Regions from separate parts of the Homo sapiens genome. Here region 1 is linked to region 2. The links are chromatin loops, found by intact Hi-C in ENCODE. Cell type or tissue: mammary epithelial cell. All regions are shown on one strand. Each heading gives the region's core, and the rest is flanking DNA. Links, peaks and the distances in the headings are about the cores only. Region 1 has its middle 51 kb from the start of HMHB1. Region 2 has its middle 110 kb from the start of HMHB1.

What was found. Hi-C counts contacts between places; a loop is a spot of excess contacts. Peaks named below come from ENCODE experiments on the same cell type or tissue, not always from the same donor. Only the 100,000 strongest peaks of a DNase experiment are listed, where the experiment ranks them.
Region 1: a loop joins it to region 2, with 5 times the contacts of the local background. A loop is called at or near these places in 3 of 110 quality-filtered maps.

Annotation. Positions count from the first base shown.
Region 1 is chr5:143,858,439-143,867,865 of GRCh38, reverse strand. No RefSeq gene overlaps it. Among named protein-coding and RNA genes, the nearest start is that of HMHB1, 51 kb to the right of the region's middle. In mammary epithelial cell, for the core only: a CTCF peak has its summit at 7,416 (motif pointing right); no DNase peak of the experiment used is centred there.
Region 2 is chr5:143,917,750-143,927,176 of GRCh38, reverse strand. No RefSeq gene overlaps it. Among named protein-coding and RNA genes, the nearest start is that of HMHB1, 110 kb to the right of the region's middle. In mammary epithelial cell, for the core only: no CTCF peak of the experiment used is centred there; DNase peaks (open chromatin) are centred at 5,476 and 6,176; H3K27ac peaks cover 4,045 bases.

The DNA of each region.
Region 1 (9,427 bases), core at 752-8,751, 59 kb after region 2:
AATATGTTTAATTGTGATATAGTAATTCACACATACTCATTAAGTTACAAAATCTAGCAGCAAGTCTAACAGCAACCATAATTTGGAAGTGGCATTTGGTATAGTGATATTCTAAGGTATCTACAACATCAGAAATATGATATGAAAATATCTGAATTCTGTTGGTGACGAAGCCATAGGTCCTGCATATACTACTATGGTTTGTTATCTACATCTATAATTAAACGGAATGTTAAATTTCACTAAAGTGAAGGTGAAAAGGGTATAATTATTTTTTCCATCTATGTTCACAAGCCAACACCACAGAATTAGAGACAGCAGTGCTTCCAATAGAAATTGATGTTTATGCGGACAACAAATGTATGAAAAAAAGCTCAATGTTTCTGATTATCAGAGAAACACAAATCAAAACCACAATGAGATACCATCTTATGCCAGTCAGAATGGTAATTATTAAAAAGTCAGGAAACAATAGGTGTTGGCGAGGCTGTGGAGAAATAGGATCGCTTTTACACTGTTGGTGGGAATGTAAATTAGTTCAACCGTTGTGGAGGATGGTTGAAGTATGGTGATTCCTCAAAGATCTAGAACCAGAAACACCATTTGACCCAGCAGTCCCATTACTGGGTATATACCCAGAGGAATATAAATCATTCTACTATAAAGACAGATGCACACATATGTTTATTGCAGTGCTATTTACAATAGCAAAGACATGGAACCAACCCGAATGCCCATCAATGTTTAACTGGATAAAGAAAATGTGGTACATACATACCATGGAATACTATGCAGCCATAAAAAGGAATGAGATCATGCCCTTTGCAGGGACATAGATGAAGCTGAAAGCCATTACCCTTAGCAAACTAACACAGGAACAGAAAACCAAACACTGCATGTTCTCACTTATAAGTAGGAGTCGAACAATGAGAACGCATAGACACAGAGAGGGGAACAACACACACCAGGGCCCATTAGGGGATGGGAGGTGAGGTGAGGGAACTTAAAGGACTTAAAGGACGGGTCAATAGGTGCAGCAAACCACCATGACACACGTACACCTATGTAACAAACCTGCATTTTCTGTGCATGTATCCCATTTTTGTTTTGTTTTATTTTTTAGAAGAAATTAAAAAAAAAAAAAGAAATGGTGGAACTTCCTTAGTGAGCTGGGCATGTAGTCCCTGCCTGCAGAATGCAGCATAAAACAATACTCCATTGAGCTCACCGTCTCCTCTGGGGCCCCTAAGCCCAGTTGTCCTCCTAAGATCAAGGAGAGGAAATCAGCCACCTATCTTTTCCCACTTCCACCAACTTTCTTTGCTCTATAAAGCGCTTCCAAAGGAATAAGAATCATTTGAAGACTCTAAGTGACCCAGCTACCAGCCAGCAAAACCTCCAGAGTTGCAGTAACATGATACCAAAACACTGGGAGACAAAAGAGAATAACATGATACAATATTAAACACCAAGGCAAAAGACTGAAACAGTCAGAGCAGAAGTGGTCCCATGAATTCCCACACATCTTAGGTGTGTGTAGACTGTGGTGACAGTAGGACCTCATGGTGAAGAACACAGGCTTGAGTGTCAGATGCATTTACATTGCAGTTCTTGCTCTGTCACTTGCTAACTCTGCATCGGAGCATATAACTTCATATCTCCAAGCCTCAGGTTCCCCACCTGCAAAACAGAGATAATTATAGTACCAACCACATAGGGTTACTGTGAGGATTAAATAAGGTAAGCATATAAAAGGATTTGGCACAGTGATTGACACAGAGTAAGTGTTCAGTTAATGTTGTTAGCTTTTAGAAGTCACACTACTATGTAATTTCTTTTCTGTGTTTGTTGTTGTTGTTTGTTGTTGTTTTTCGGTTACATGGTTAAAGCACCTGATATAGTGTATCACCTGCACAAGCATGCTGCTAAATTACAATCCTGACTATACTGAAGGGAATCAAACAACAGGCTCAAGCTATCTCAAATGCTATACATGAAAGGAGAGCCAGCGGGGTATCTCTTCTATAAAAACTGTGTCTAACAAAAGTAAAGGCCTCTTGCTATACTTCAGTTGCTGGGCTGAGCTGACTACATTTTTGTTCTGCATTAGACCTGTAAAATCCTGTCGTAGCTGTCTCCTTTGCAAATAGAGTTCGGTCCACTGCCAAACTCCGAAATAAGATGCTCAGTAACTTTACCCCAGCTGTTCACTTCAGTTAGCGCATGTCAATACAAGTGAGGTCTATTATGGTTCAGTGATTTTCCATCACTTGTCAGTCAGCACACTTTCTTCTGGTTCCCTCTCCCTCGTGGCTCCCAGACTTCTTAAAGAATTTCTTACCACTTTGCTCCATTTCTGTTTCCCTGGTGCCTTCCTCCTCATTTTTCTGCCAAACGTTCTATGAGAAACTGGCAACAAGTCTGAACACTGGCCAGAAGATAAAAAGCACATAGACTTGGGAACAGAACAATGCACGTGGTCCCTCTAAAAAAACAGTCTCCAGCCTAAAAGTTTAATCCCTGAAAAGCTATTGTTTACTTTCCCAGCATTAATTAAGTTAATAAATCTACCAGCTTCCCAGATAACAATTTGTAGTCCAAGACATATTCCAAAACAAATTCCTAGATGAGGCAAGATATCGGCAAAGCAATGCCCGGGATCCGTTGCATGGGTGGTATCAAGCAGCATCTGAGAGGCTCTGCCTTAGCTGCACATCAAAGCTTAGAGCCTATTTTAAAATGACATCCATGACTGCTGGGGGAGGCAAGGGGCCACATGGTGGCACCCAAAAGTTGAGTAAGGCCAAGAAAATTCAGGACACATAGGGAGTGAGTATGGTATGGAGGTTCGCAGATTCCCACAAAGTACCATACATTTGTATAGCATAATAATATTGGTTTTGATTAGATATTTTTTATTTGATCCCTTAATAATCTTAGGTGGATTAAAATTATTTGAGCCACTTTAGAATCAAGAGAACTAAAGCTAAAAGGTTATGATCTGTCCAAAGTCACATGCTAAAAATGATGCAGCCCTCTTGATTTCTTCATTATTGCACCAAGGAGAAAGTGAAAATCCCATTTGATTTCATTAACCTAGATAGTTGTATAATTCAATTAAACTACTTTTCCAGAGCATCTATCTACAGTACTTTGCTTTTATGTGACAAAAGGCAGTCACTGCAATTGGAAAGACTTATAATTCATCATCACATAGCCACTTCCCAAACAGGGCCAGAGCAGACATGCAAATTTGCATTTATTCTCAGAATACCTCTACCTAGCTCCCCCAGGCAGCTATCACCTCATGATACCACCTACCTAGGTCCTCTAGGCAGCTATCAATTCAAATTGGCCACATGAGATAAACCAATTTGCCATTTCTAACTAGTCCAGTATTTTTTCTACCATAAACTACTGATATATCCAAATGGAAAGGAACAACAGATTTTGAGAAGAAACTATTTGAAGCCCTGCATAAAATTTTTCTATTACCATTTTAAAAACAGCAGTGGTACTTAAGGACACAGATACAGTAACTAGCCAAATAATCTGTCTTTCCATCAGCCCTGTATTGGTGACCATCGTGTTTATATAGTTTTTTTTGCTTTGTTTTCTTTTGTTTTGTTTTTTGAGATGGAGTTTCGCTCTTGTTGCCTAGGCTGGAGTGCAATGGCACGATCTCGGGTCACCGCAACCTCCGCCTCCTGGGTTCAAGAGATTCTCCTGCCTCAGCCTCCCAAGTAGCTGGGATTACAGTCATGTACCACCACCCACCTAATTTTGTATTTTTAGTAGAGATGGGGTTTCTCCATGTTGGTCAGCCTGGTCTTGAACTCCTGACCTCAGGTGATCTGCCCACCTTGGCCTCCCAAAGTGCTGGGATTGCAGGCGTGAGCCACCATGCCTGGACTATATAATCTTAACTATAAATTAGATGGCCCTCTTTTCTCTTTATCATATGATTTTGGCCTCTCCACCTGTGACACTGTGGTATGAGGCACTATAGGGGATGCAGTAAATGACTATTTACTAAGCACCTGCTATGTGCCACGTACTCTTCTAGGAACTGGGAATATAGCAGTGAACAAGATGAGATCTATATTCTTAAAGAGCTTATATTCTAGAGGCACAAGACAGACAACAAGGAAATAAAAAATAAATATACAAGATAACTTCAGTTATTGAGATGTGTTGTAGAAGAAATAAAATAGGGTGAGTATGACGGAGTGTGCCTTGAAGACCTCTTGGCAGAGGTATTTGAACTGAGACCTTAGTTATGAGAAGAAATCATCATTTGAAGTCCTTAGAGCACAGCATTCCAGGCAGAGGGAACAGCATACAAGGGCACTGGCAAGCTTGGCCTGCTGGAGGACAAGGAAGATGGCCACAGTGGCTGGAGCAAGTATGTAAAGAGAGAACAGTGTGAAGTAAGCCAAAGAAGTGATCAGGGCCAGATTTTAGCTCCTTGTGAAGGGCCCTGAGAAGGAGCTCAAATTTATTTTGAATTATCTTAAACTCATTGTAGGACTTTCAGTAGAAGAGGAATCCCTAGTGATTTACACGTTTAGAAAGTCAGTAAGAATAAAGCACAGTTGCTGCCCTCAAGGAGCAGGTACACTACACCACTAATTATAATAGAAGGCAGTCATTGAAGGATGAGCTTTGCCAGTGCTAAATTCTTCACCAGTCTCAGGAATCCAGCTGGTAAATGGTGCTCCTATCTGCACTATATTTATAATCTAATGCCAGGAGTTGAGTAGTAAAGGACAAAATTAGCGGGTGTCTTTGAACTCAAGGGGAAATACTCATCACTTTTATTTTCTTTTTGAAATGCAATTACTAACTTTCAGAGAGTACAATAAAATCTTTTCAGTCCCTCCAGAAAGGGCTTCTGTGGTGCAAGTCCTGACATCCAATCTTTCATTTCTTTGATTTGTGGAGAAAGAGAAGCATGATCCCCTACGCATTTTATACTCAAAGCAATCCCTCTTCTTTTGTGTTGGCTGATGGGGCCATTTGAAAACGAATGTTTAAAAAATGTAAGTCTAGTTAATGAAAAGTAAAGTCATTATTGAGGTAGTGTCCTGCATCCAGGAGCTTGTCATCTCCACAGGCAGCAGAATTTCTGGGGTCAGGATCTCTGGGCTCTCAAGTTGCTCTATAACCTTAAGCAAATATTTTTACTTTGAGAGTTGCCCTTGGTTACTCATAGCCAAAATGAGGGAATTGATTTAGACCATCCCTGAGTTCCTCCATACCACTTTTACTTCCAATAATCTGCTAATCCCTCTTTAGTTGGGTTGATTTTTGAGGTCCACTATGTTGACAATGGCCCTGTGCATTGAGAAACAAGATAGAGGGCAATTCAATTGAGGAACTTTAGAAATCCTGGGCTGTAAAGAAGGAACTGTGTAATATCCTCAGAGGGGCAACCCTTATAAGGAGGAGGCTGACTGCACCAACTATTTGTGGTCTCCATGAATGTTATTAACTTACTTTAAGTGTACCTAAAGGTACTGAAGGGCTTACAAAGGCATATAATACCTGCTTCAGATAACTCATGGTCTATCTTAGAAAGTAAGACATAAATATATGAGAAGTTAAATAATGCAGTACAAGGTGAGTAATGTGATCTGCCACAAGGTGTTACATGATTAATTATTACATAAGAAAAGTATGGAGCAAAATAAATGTAGAAAAAAACATGAGCACATAACCTCTGAGAGATGAATTCATTTATTTATTCAATTTATTCAATCATTTAACAAGTATTTACGGCATGCTCACTTTGCCAAGAGCTCTGCTCAGTGCTGGGGTGGTAAGCCAAGGTGGATATGCTGTTGGATATATCAATCAATTGTTGAAGTGTTGGAAAGGGGCTTATCCCTGCTGAAGTGTCAGATTTCTCCTGTTTCACATTTGCCACCACAAAGATTGTACTATGTTAGTCCGTTTTCACACTGCTATCAAGAACTTCCTGAGACCGGGTAATTTAGGAAGAAACGAGGTTTTATTGATTCACAGGCCCACAGACTGTACAGGAAGCATGGCTGAGAGGCCTCAGTTAACTTACAATCATGGCAGAAAATGAAGGGGAAGCAAACATGTCTTACTAAGGTGGAGCAGGAGAGAGAGCTAAGGGGGAAGTGCTACACTCTTAACCAGATCCCATGAGCACTCACTATCAGGAGAACAGCCAGGGGGAAATCTGCCCCCATGAGCCAATCACCTCCCATCAGGTCCCTCCCCCAACAATGGGAATTAACAATGTGACATGTGATTTGGGTGAGGACACAGAGCCAAACCATAGCATGTGCATAGATCAAACTGTGAACTTAAGATATCAGAATTTCCTTTGGCTTGTCCCAAGATTTGCAGAATTGGAGATCTATTCAATTATCAGTTATGTATTACCTTTCTTTTCTCCAGTGTTCCCTGCAGAGCACACATGTCTTCCATTTGAACTCCTCTGAGGACAAAGAGCTCCTTTCAGAGATGTCCATTTCCACTAATAGATAACTATGGAAATTTTATCTCTTCATATTGAGACAGACTCTTCTCTCTGCTCCTTTCGCACAATCATTTGCCAGTTGATAGAGGAATTTGTAGGCTCCTGCCCCAAAGGGAATTTTACAAACCTCCTTATTTACTGAGATCAAAGAAATGTTTAATCAGAGCAATTTCAAAGAAATAATAGTATTTTAAACAGATATTTAAAAGATAATAATTAAGCTGCTTCATTACCTTTCAACATACCTGATTACACAGCAGGTAGGGTAAAGGCAGATTGTTTTAAGCTTCCTTTAGTTCTACTTGTTCCTTCAGCAAAGGCTACCACCTCATTCTTCCTGTATCACACAGGGTGCATTTTAATTTAATAAAGAAAATATATACTCGTATTTAAACCAAACGCCCAAGTTTAAAAGGTGATGCTGAATTTCAGACGCTATTTCCTGGAAGTTTGTCTTAGATCTTGCTTTCATTGGCTCAATTAGGATGACTTTGGCAGGCATTAAAAGTGATTCTTTGCAGAGTGGGTTTCACTGAACGATGTTTCCTGGTTCTTTGTGATCTCTGGGACCCAGAAATGTATATATAAACAAAAAAAAAATTTGCCTGTTTCAGGAACTTATTATCTTGCAACACTTAGATTTATCTCTTATAGTGATTTCCATTTATTAATTCATGTCTGTTATGTGGCAGGCACTCTGCTATGCACCCAGGATCCAGTGGTGAACAATCCCCATTGTTGGAAGGGACACTCACCTAGGTTGATTCTGAGACATCATTGGTTCTTCTCTCAGTTATTGACACAACTGTTATCTCCAGGGTGTAAGCACAACTGGCTGCTCATCCACAGGTTCACACCATGTCCTCAGGACTTGGTCTCACTCTCTTCTTCTCTCAGTTGCTGTTCCTCTGGACTGGCTCTGTCCTCCAGCAGGTGTCCCCATGGAGGCCAGGTAATGATCAGCAGCTCCAGGCCTACCTCTTTCTCTCAGCAGTGCCACAACAGTCCCTGAATGTAATGTAACCGAATCCCATGGACCCCAGTTGGGCCACATGCCCATTTCTGGACAGTTCCATACTTTTCCAGAGGGTAAAATATACTGATTGGCTGGGCCTGGACCACTTCCTTGGAGCAGAGGTAGTGGGTTAAATGGGGCCAGCAACCTGAACCTGGTAACCCCTGGACAGAGAGTGAGAAGGAACACTCTGAAAGATGAGGGAGTGAATGCTTGGCAGGCAAAAACAGCAGATGTTCTCTACAGAAACCTTTTGTTTAAGCATGGTTGCATAATTTTGAGCTAGAAGATAGGATCTTGCTGGTGGGGAGGTAAATGAAGATTGATCATTATATTTAACTAGTTAGTGGCTGACCCTGGGACAAAACTCAGGTGTTCTGACTTCTTGTCCAATTGACCCTTCATAAATGTTTCCTTTTTTTTTTTTTTTTTTTTTTTGAGACAGAGTTTCACTCTGTCACCCAGGCTGGAGTGCAATGGCGTGATCTCGGCTCACTGCAACCTCTGCCTCCCAGGTTCAAGTGATTCTCCTGCCTCAGCCTCCCAAGTAGCTGGGACTACAGGCACGCGACACCATCCCCAGCTAATTTTTATAATTTTAGTAGAGACGAGATTGCACCATATTGGTCAGGCTGGTCTCGAACTCCTGACCTCAGGTGGTCCACCCACCTCAGCCTCCCAAAGTGCTGAGATTACAGGCATGAGCCACCGTGCCTGGCCCAAACGTTTCCCTTTTTAAAGTCAGTCACATAATTTGTGGGCCCCAGTGCAAAATGAAAATGTGGGGCCCTTTGTTAAAAAATTATTAGAATTTCAAGATGGCCATGGTGAAACATTAAACCACGGGCACAGATCACACACAAAGCCAGTCCTGGTCAGGTAACACCATTTTCCTTGTATGCAGTGCACAGTATTTGTCAGAGTACAGCCATACAAAGTCTTGGAAGACATTACCTTTAACTCCACCCAGATTTCAACCTAGTATGAAAATAGAAGAATTACACAGACACAAACCAAGGTACAATGGTTTTGGAGAAAAGCATACAGCTGAGCTCTCTTTTATGTCAACAGATCTTCCACAAGAGTAAATGTTATATTGGGCAAAATAAATAGGGATATAAATTCCATAAAGAGAGAGGAAATAAGTCTTACTCCATCCAGAGTTCTGCCCCTGGCTCTGCCACTAACTAGTATTACCTTGGGTGTCATTTGTCCACTGGGCCAAGGGTGTTCTATTTTTTCCCTGCTGTTTTTGCATATGAATCTGTTATGGACTGATTTGCATCCCTCTAAATTCATGTTAAAGCTCAAATTCCTATTTGGAGATAGGGCCTTTAAGGAGGTAAAGTTAAATTAAATAGAGTCATAAGAGTGGGGCCCTAATCCAACAGGACTAGTGTCCTTACAAGTAGAGAAAGAGACACTGGAAATGTGCAGGCACAGAGAAAAGGCCATGTGAGGACACAAGAAGAAGGCAGTTATGTGTAAGCCCATGAGAGAGGCCTCAAGAGAAAGCGATCCTCTGGTGCCTAGATCTTGGATTTTCAGCCTCTAAAGCTGTGCGAAAATAAATTTTTGCTGCCTAAACCACCCATCTGTGGTGTTTTGTTATGGCTGTCCTAGCAAACCAACATAGTACTCAATAAATAACTGCTTAAGGAAAAAGAGGAATCCTTAGTGGAACTAGGTAACCCAGAGAACAGAAGATTTAGAGTAAGTATTAAAATTATCGATGGCAGAAGGAGTGTGTTTTGTCTATCCCTGGGGGATGATCTGAAGCCAATAAATTGGAAGTTATAGAAAAGTAGACCTTGGATCAACACAAGAAAGACTGTCAACAACCAGACTTTATTATATTTCCTCCAGGGAGAACATTATCACAGACTTCTAGAGTTCAA
Region 2 (9,427 bases), core at 930-8,929:
GCTACTCGGGAGGCTGAGGCAGGAGAATCGTTTGAACCCGGGAGGCAGAGGTTGCAGTGAGCCGAGATCACGCCACTGCACTCCAGCCTGGTGACAGAGCAAGACTCCACCTCAAAAAAAAAATTAATTAAAATAAAATAAACAAGTGATTGATATGCAAGCAAAGGAAACTAATATAAAACCTTATACTTTTCCCAGTCTGTGTGTATTGCCTAGTGGTTGCTTAATTCAATAAATCTCTACCCAAAAAAAAAAAATCCTGGTTTTGTTCTATTATATTGTCTTGTAACCAAATACATCCAATACATATCTGCTTCAAATGTGATTTTAAGGTATTAGTGCTGTTTATGTGGGCTCTATATTAATGATAATAAAAATGCATGCCAAGCACTTCTATGGCATACCATGTATGCAATCTAAGAGCTGGCAAAATAAGAAATCAAAATCAGAGCTCCTAAATTCAAAAGTCAGACAATTTGAAGTGTTTTTAAGTCTATTGGAAATGGGAACTCTAGTACACTGCCGGTGGGAGTATAAAATGCTACAATCACTTTGGAGAGCAATTTGGCAATTATCTAGTAAAGTTCAAAATGCAAACACCTCCAACCCAGAAATTTCACTGCTAGATATATAGCCTAGAAACCACACGTGTACATGTACACAAGAAGTCTTTTGTAATAGGAACAAAAATGGGGAGTGCTGGACAGCACTAAATGTCCTTGATAAATGGTTGGATAAACTCTGATGTAGTTATAAACTGGAATACTACATAGCAGTTAACATAAATAGGTATACATATATGTATTAAGTTGGACAGATACCACATTTAGTTAAAAAATGCAAATAGCGGTCCCGGTTCTTGTGTAAGAATTCTGACTGCACAGCCCTGCACTTCGGCTGTGTGTAATGAAAAGGGTTGGGATCAGTCAGGGAGAGCTAGCATGGGGGCAATCTTTAAAGCTGTCTTCGGAGGCCTTTCCTACAGGGTCTAAAAAGGCCGCCGCAGTCATTTCTTCCCTTCTGTCAGTCATAATTCCTCAGTTTCGCCTTCCCACCTCTATACAGTCTGAAAACGGACCATCCTTTATTAGTCAAATCAGCCAAGCAGTTTTTCAGGCTGTTAGTATTTAGCGAAACCTTTATATCCCTTACAGTCCTCAGTCTTCAGGAAAAGTAGAATGGACTAAAAGTCTTTTAAAAACACACCTCACCAAGCTCAGCCACCAAATTAAAAAGGACTGGACAATACTTTTACCACTTTCCCTTCTCAGAATTCAGGCCTGTCCTCGGGATGCTACAAGGTACAGCCCATTTGAGCTCCTGTATAGATGCTCCTTTTTATTAAGCCCCAGTCTCATCCCAGACACCAGACCAACTTAGACTCACCCCAAAAAACTTGTCATCCCTACTGTCTTCTGTCTAGTCATACTCCTATTCACCGTTCTCAAGTACTCATAAATGCCCTGCTCTTGTTTACACTGCCAGTTTACACTGTTTCTCCAAACCATCACAGCTGATATCTCCTGGTGCTATCAATTCATACAAAACCATATCCAGGCCATCACCAATAATTCTACAGAACAAATGTTTCTTCTAACAACCCCACAATATCACCCCTTACCACAAAATCTTCCTTCAGCTTAATCTCTCCCACTCTAGGTTCCCACGCCGCCCTTAATCCCGCTCGAAGCAGCCCTGAGAAACATCGCCCATTATCTCTCCCTACCACCCCCAAAAATTTTCGCCATCCTAACACTTTACCACTATTTCATTTTATTTTTCTTATTAATTTAAGAAGACAGGAATGTCAGGCCTCTGAGCCCAAGCTAAGCCATCATATCCCCTGTGACCTGCACGTACACATCCAGATGGCCAGTTCCTGCCTTAACTGATGACATTCCACCACAAAAGAAGTGAAAATGGCCTGTTCCTGCCTTAACTGATGACATTATCTTGTGAAATTCCTTCTCCTGTCTCATCCTGGCTCAAAAGCTCCCCTACTGAGCACCTTGTGACCCCTACACCTGCCCGCCAGAGAACAACCCCCCCTTTGACAGTAATTTTCCTTTACCTACCCAAATCCTATAAAACAGCCCCACCCCATCTCCCTTCGCTGACTGTCTTTTCAGACTCAGCCAGCCTGCACCCAGGTGAAATAAACAGCCTTTTTGCTCAAAAAAAAAAAAAAAAAAAAAAACAATGCAAATAACAGAATGCAAAATATAAAATAGACCATTTTTATAAAATTTCGAGTCACAAATAATGCTATAACATTTTGTGTCTGCCTAACTAGTAAAATATGAAATCATGAATTGGAGGATATTCAACAAGTTCCAAAGAGATGCTGACTCTGGAGAGGGAGAGAAAGAGAAGGGGATATTCCATCTGGAAGGGATACAAAAATACTGCAGCTTTCTTTGTAATGTTTTATTTTGTCTTTATTAAACACAATTTTAGAAGCATATATGGCAAAATGTTAATTAATTCTGGGATGAGGACACATGAATATTTTCATACTATGTACTTTTCTGTGGTAATTGTTTTTCCAAATAAAATAACAAAACTTCAGTCACTTTTTGTTACTCAGTGCACTGTAATACTGTATCAGTTGAATTTAAGGAACCGTGACTCTAAATTGTTAAATATACTGCATTTTATTCATTTACAGTGTTTATACTGGATGACTAAACTAGGGCGTTGGAACACGGTCCATGGAATTTCAGTCTAATTAGTTCTCATTTATATGCTTGGTAAATGTAGGGAAAGTAGAATTTTAAACATCTGTTTATTCAAGGTACACAAACCAGAAAATGTTTTCTTTGGTTTTCTAATATTATCCTGTGCCAACATGAGTATTATCATCAGTTTACAGGATTTTTCCCACTGAGAGATTCAGGGTTAATGTTGCTATATAAATGGCACCTGGATCCTATTTTGGGAGAATTTATATATCCGTACAAAGTGTGGAAACGAGAGAATTTTAGTGCAGAGCGTCTCATTTAAGTATAAACAATATGAAAATCACTTTTCATGCTATAGAGTTGTAGCTTTTTCTCTCTCATATTTCCTGCAAGTGTGACTCATCTTGTCTGAGCCCTAGAGCTGACATGGATAGTTACCTAGGTCTCAGTAAGAAACTGAAAGAGAACACAGGCAAGGGAGAAAGGTAGAAATAAGGTTTGGCCTAAGAAAGACTTGGGTTTAAATTCTGGCTCTGTCATTTGCTCATTGCATGACTTTAAGCAGACTACTGAAGCCCAGCTGTAAATCAGAGATAATTAGAGTGATGCATCATGGATTGGATGAGAATTAAAGGAGATCCAGCATGTACATGCATTTCAGAGCAAAACCAAGACATGGTACACTCAGGAGTGGTGGCCATTGTATTTATTGCTGTTGTTGCTGTCGCCATTATATCTAAAGGGCCTAAATCCTTATTTCCTTTTAGCAGGCACAAAGCTATGCCCACTTAGAATCGAATTCAGCAAGTTGTTTGTGCTTCTTTGATATGCTGCTGCTGACCTAGTAAGGGATAAAGAACGAGGAAAATTTGGAGCCTTTTTAGAGAATATTAAGGATGAACCTCACCAAGGTTTGATTTATTTTTCTTTTTATTTTTTGTTTAGTTTCATTAGTTTTTCTTTTACTTTTTTTTAAAGCTTTTTTCAAAGAGGAGATGGGAAGCTATTTCTTAAGGAGACAAAGACATCGTTGTTGCCATCCAATTCCAATTTCAGTTCTCTTTCTACTCACAGTTTCATCCTCCTGGTTCTCACTTTCTCCTTCTAATAAATGCACCCCATATTTCATTACAAAGATCATTTCTTTCATCCACACTCAAGGTTGAAAATCAATCTCATAGACTACTTCCTCCTTAACTGTTTGCTGATAATGACTTAAACCCATTCACTTTCCCAGAATAAGAACAATAAAGGTAGTATTTTAATAGTGAAAGTTTTCAAAAACTTTTTTACTAGTGAAAGGTTTCAAAAAGTCTTTAAAAGTTGCTAATCCTAGAATTTCAGTATTGTGACAGGATGGCAAAATAGCCACTTTTGTGACAAAAGCCTTAATTACATAGCATTCAAGTATGCCATCTAAGTGTCAAACTCTTCTGTTCTACTTTCAGATTGGCCTTGATTCTTGCTTCATGTGACATGCGAGCCATCATGTTCCCTTCTCAAGCCCACAGAGGACCTCACTAATTGAGCACAGTATTCCTTCTGGCAGGACCTGGTTGTGACTCACAATTCTTCCTGACACAGCACTCCAAGTAGTAACCGTCAATCTTAGCCAATAAGGAAATTGAAACCTATTGGCCCTCAGTAGCTTAAAATGTATTTGTTGATTTTCCAGTTGTAGAAAAGAAAAGTGCAAAGTGACTCATTTAAAGAAGAATTAGAAAACAATAGAAAGGAAATCATGGTCTCTGCTTTAGTTTTATTTACATATTTATTTACTTACTGAGATAGGGTCTCACTCTGTCACTCAGGCTGGAGTGCAGTGGCGTGATCATAGCTCATTGAGGCTCAACCTCCTGGGCTCAAGCAATTCTTCCACCTCAGCCTCCTGAGTAGCTGGATCCACAGGCACACACCACCACACCCAGCTAATTTTTGTAATTCGTGTAGAGACAGGGTTTCGCCGTGTTGCCCAGGCCGGTGTTGAACCTGAGCTCAAGCAATTTTCTCACCTCAGCCTCCCTAAGTAGTAGGATTACAGGCTGCTTTAATTTTAACTAGCAACCCATATATTCAGGACTATAGAAGGAACTTACTATAAAGTGAAATAAAATATAGTCATATACAAGTAATATTTTTTAAACTTTGGAATGAGCATTTAATAATCCTGTGAAAGGAGAATTTTCTTTATTTTTTAAATGACAGAAAATTACAAAGCCATTGTTCTTCCTAATAAGTTCCTATTATGTTTTAGATTTATTTTAAGCTAGAGATAGAAAACTGTTCCTACCATGATGTCATGTTGTATTTATTTCTGGTCTCATCAATTGAGTCAATCAAGAGACACTCTCATGACACCTTCTTGCCAGAATGAACACTGTGAAGTAGGTTTAGAGCCCAGCCAGACAGATTTCGAATTGGTTGAGTGATGTAAACTTTCATGATGGATTAAATGGAGAAGGTGAGAACCAAAAAAGGAGTCCAATATGATCTTGAAGTTTTGAGTCTTGAAGTCTGGGAAAACAAGGGATCTTCATAAACACAGAAAGTCAGTAGGAGAAAGCAGCTGTTCTGGGAGACAGGAAAAAAAAAGTTCAGATTTAGATTTTTTTGAGATTTAAATTTAGAATTCAAGGGACTTCATAATGGAGAACATCTCACATGTATTTGGCATTACAGGCCTGGCCTTTGAAAGCCTGGGGGTAAAGATTTTGAAATCTTGTCCTCAAGGGATGGTAGAAAGAAATGTTGTCCAATTTCAACCCCATTTCTCATCTGAAAGATATTTGAAGGATGCCAGAAATTGAGAAAAGGCAGAGCTGATTCTACAGTGAGTCACTGGGATTCTGAAGAAATATGAGTGGCAGCTCCAGAATTTCTATATGAGGAGGAGGAGGCAATTTACAAGTGGAAGTCTGGTTGTAAGATGTAATAAGCTTGTTGTATATATGGCAGCTTACAACAGATTGAAAAAATAGATGTTTACTTTCAGAATACAGAAGGGAAATTGCAGAGATTATGAGAGAGTGCCTAAGAAGTTACCAGTGTCTTATGCATTGATTAGGTAGAAAAGATTAGGTAGAACTTTCAGACAGTTTGAACTCTCCAGGCTCTACTAGAATGATAATCCATTTCTGTATAAAAACATACAAAATCAGTAAGTTACTGAATAAAAGTGATCATAGCATAATTTGATGTTAGATAATCTATAAAATATATAATAAAGGCAGTTCAAGCAATTCAAAATTTATTTGAATTTTTCAGTTATGTTGACACTATTCCTAGTTGAGAAATAAAGTTGTGTTTATTTTAGTGAAAAGGTGACATACCTTGACCAGTGTTCCTTGGAGTCTCCACTCTTTACCAAGGACATTTAGCAAACATGGCAATAAAAACACATTTAGATCTGTGAGATTCAGTCAAAGCCCAGAAAAACTGTTCTAACCTGAACCACATGATCTCAGCACAATGCATGTCATTGACTTTCTCAGGCTATCCAGGATTTGAATATTGAGGAGGTGGTGAATATTGAATATTGTCCAGTGGTGACTCATACTGAGTAAGACTATATAGACTTTCTCTTTAACATGTTAGGTACCGGCTACAATAGTGACTTTCCACTGACTCTGACCTATAGCAGAAGTAGATTTCACATTGTGACCCAGAGCACATCCTGCAACCAAGGTTTTATGAACCAATTCTTAACTTCACCATATATACTACACTTTCATATTTTCTGTTCTTAATTTTGTTATCACTCTTTGATTTCATGACCCACAAGTAAATCATGACTCAAAGTTCGGAAAATATTAAGCGGCATGGTAGCGTTTTCCTATTTATGGTCATTTTCATTATCCTTTTTTGTTAATGTCTTATGTACTCAGCACTAACAGCCAACTCTGGTCCATAGTCTCAGCATATAAGAAACTATATTACCTTCACAACTATAATAATTCATCATACAAGTACCAAGTGGATATTAACTTGACAATAGTGGTCTTAGATTTATTTGCATTTAAAAAAATTTAAAGTGATATCCTTACTACAATGGAGTTAGGACAAAAGACTGGAAAACAGAGAAACCTGATGATATAGTGATTGCTAAAATATTCGTAAGGAAATATGGAATAGTCAGAAAAGAATACTGTGTATCTTCAATGCAAAACTATGCATTGTTTAGCATATACCCTTCCAGGTTATCTGATGCTAGCTTTTTATTAATTTTGAGCTATTTTATAGATCTGTACATTGTAACTAACTGATAGCAACGAAAATAATTCTTGTGTATATACATGAATTCCATCCAGTGGCGGGATAATCCTCCTTTTTCATTCCTGCCTCTCCCCAAAGCCAGTTGTGTGAGTGAAAATTGGTAAATGCATTCTAATACTCCTGATATCTAGGTATATCTGCCCTTTGGATTCTACTTTGAACAGATTACATCATTTTATTGGTTCCTTTATTAATAAAGCGTTAAATAAAATCTTTAGCACCATTTCACATTGTCTGAAACTCATTTTACCCCCTTTTTTGTTTTTTTTTAGAAAATTCACCTTTAATGTATTCAAAAGAGTTTTACCAGAAATGGAAAATTCTGCACCATTAATTCAAGAAAAAAAGTTTAGCCGGGCGCGGTGGCTCATGCCTGTAATCCCGCATTAGGGGCGCGAGGCAGGCGGATCACGAGGTCAGGAAATCGAGACCATCCTGGCTAACACGGTGACACCCCATTTCTACTAAAAAAAAAAAAAATTAGCTGGGTGTGGTGGCACGCATCTGTAGTCCCAGGTACTGGGGAGGCTGAGGCAGGAGAATTGCTTGAACTCAGGAGGCAGAGGTTGCAGTGAGCTGAGATTGCGCCACCGCACTCCAGCCTGGGAGACAGGGTGAGATTCCGTCTCAAAAACCAGAAAAAAAGAAAACGAGTTTAGTTATTTTTCTATTTGGTACTTGTTCTTTGTTTTCCAATTTATGTTTCTGCAGTAGTTGCCTTCATTGGCCAAATATATTGATGCTTGTAGTGATGCAACAGAAAATATGTTAAGTTTCATAATTTATATTTTAATATAAATTTTTATATTTCTGTAAAGTTTTTAATTTCCATAAAGTCCAATTTATCTATTTTTTTCATTTGTTGCTTGCACTTTTCGTATTGTTTTAAGAAAGATTTGCATAATAGAAGGTCATGAAGATTTATTCCTATAGTTTCTTCTAAAAGCTGTACAGTTTTCACTGTTATATTTAGGTCTATGATCCATTTTGAGTTAATTTTGCATATGATGTGAGGGAGGGGTCCAGCTTTATCCTTTTACATGCAGACATCCAGTTGTCTCAGCACTACTTTTTGAAAAAACTAATTTTCCCCCTCCACCCCCAGCCTTTCCCCCACTCCCCCACCACCTCCATTAAGCTGTCTTGGTCTCCTTTGTTGAAAATCAACTGACCACAAATGTATGAGTTCATTTTTGGACTTTCCATTTTATTCCACTGATTTATATCTCTATTTTTATGCCAGTACCATACAATCTTATTTACTGTAGTTTTGTAATACATTTTGAAATCAGGAAGTATGAATCCTTCAAACCTGTTCTTTTTCAAGACTGTTTCGGCTATTCTAGATCCCTGACATTTCCATATACATCTTTATGGTTTATCATTACAACCCAGAGGGGTGGAGAAATAAGTTTCAATTTTATCCTTACATTATTCACAAAAATATACATGTGTGTTTGTATATACAAATATACACACACAAAAGATAAATGGACATCTTATTTTTCTCTACTCGGCATACATTCTCCCAAATTCTAATAATAGGATTATATTGGTAAAAGCTCTCTGATGCCACACCCTCATCCCCTGCCCTGATTTCATGTGTGTGACCCAGTCCTGGAAAATAAGTACAATTTAACTATTTGGTTAGTGATTGGTTTAAAAATGGACTCAGCCAAGCCAAGTTAGTTACTTCATTTTGGGGACTTTATTAGAGCTGTCGGGAAGAAGTTTTCTTTCTATGTAACATCGCCTAAATGTAAAAAAGAAGCCTGGACCTGCGCAACCATTCTTGCAACCAAGAGGGAAGAACCTGCCTGTGGATGGAACCTACACACAAGCAAACAGAGCCCGGAGTTGAAGGGCCTGAAAATGAGCCCTAAGTACATCATCTGAGTCCTGTGTTTTGTTATACCTGAAGCATGTCCAGTGTGAATGAGTATCTATCGTTTATAATCAAAAATGTCCTGATTAAGAAAAATAAGAGGATGAAAAAAATCAGTATGTATATTTGAGTCATGGAACTATAGATAATTTTTATATTTTCTTTCTTAAAATAAGGTAGATGCATTACCTTTATAATTAGAGGAATAAAATAAAAAATGTAACATTCTTCTGATGCTCTTCAAAAAGTTGGATGTCTGAGTCAATTCTCTTTGGAGATATTAGTCAAGCTACCACACAAATACTGGATTTATAAAATGTTGAAGAATCTAATTTTATGGTTTGATTATGCATATTTTTTCTCCTTAGTTCCACTTACTAAAATCAGCAAATACTGGGGCTTTTGTGATCCCCCAGCATACATTTTCCAGAGGTCATTTTCCTGTGTTGTGGAAGAATGTGAATAAAAGCACCAAGTGGAATTATTGTCTCCAGGACACAGAAATTTGGGATAAATACCTTAGTCAGATTTGATCCTGGGAATATACAGGGACAGCATTATGCACTAAATCCTGGTTTCCCCCATTGGA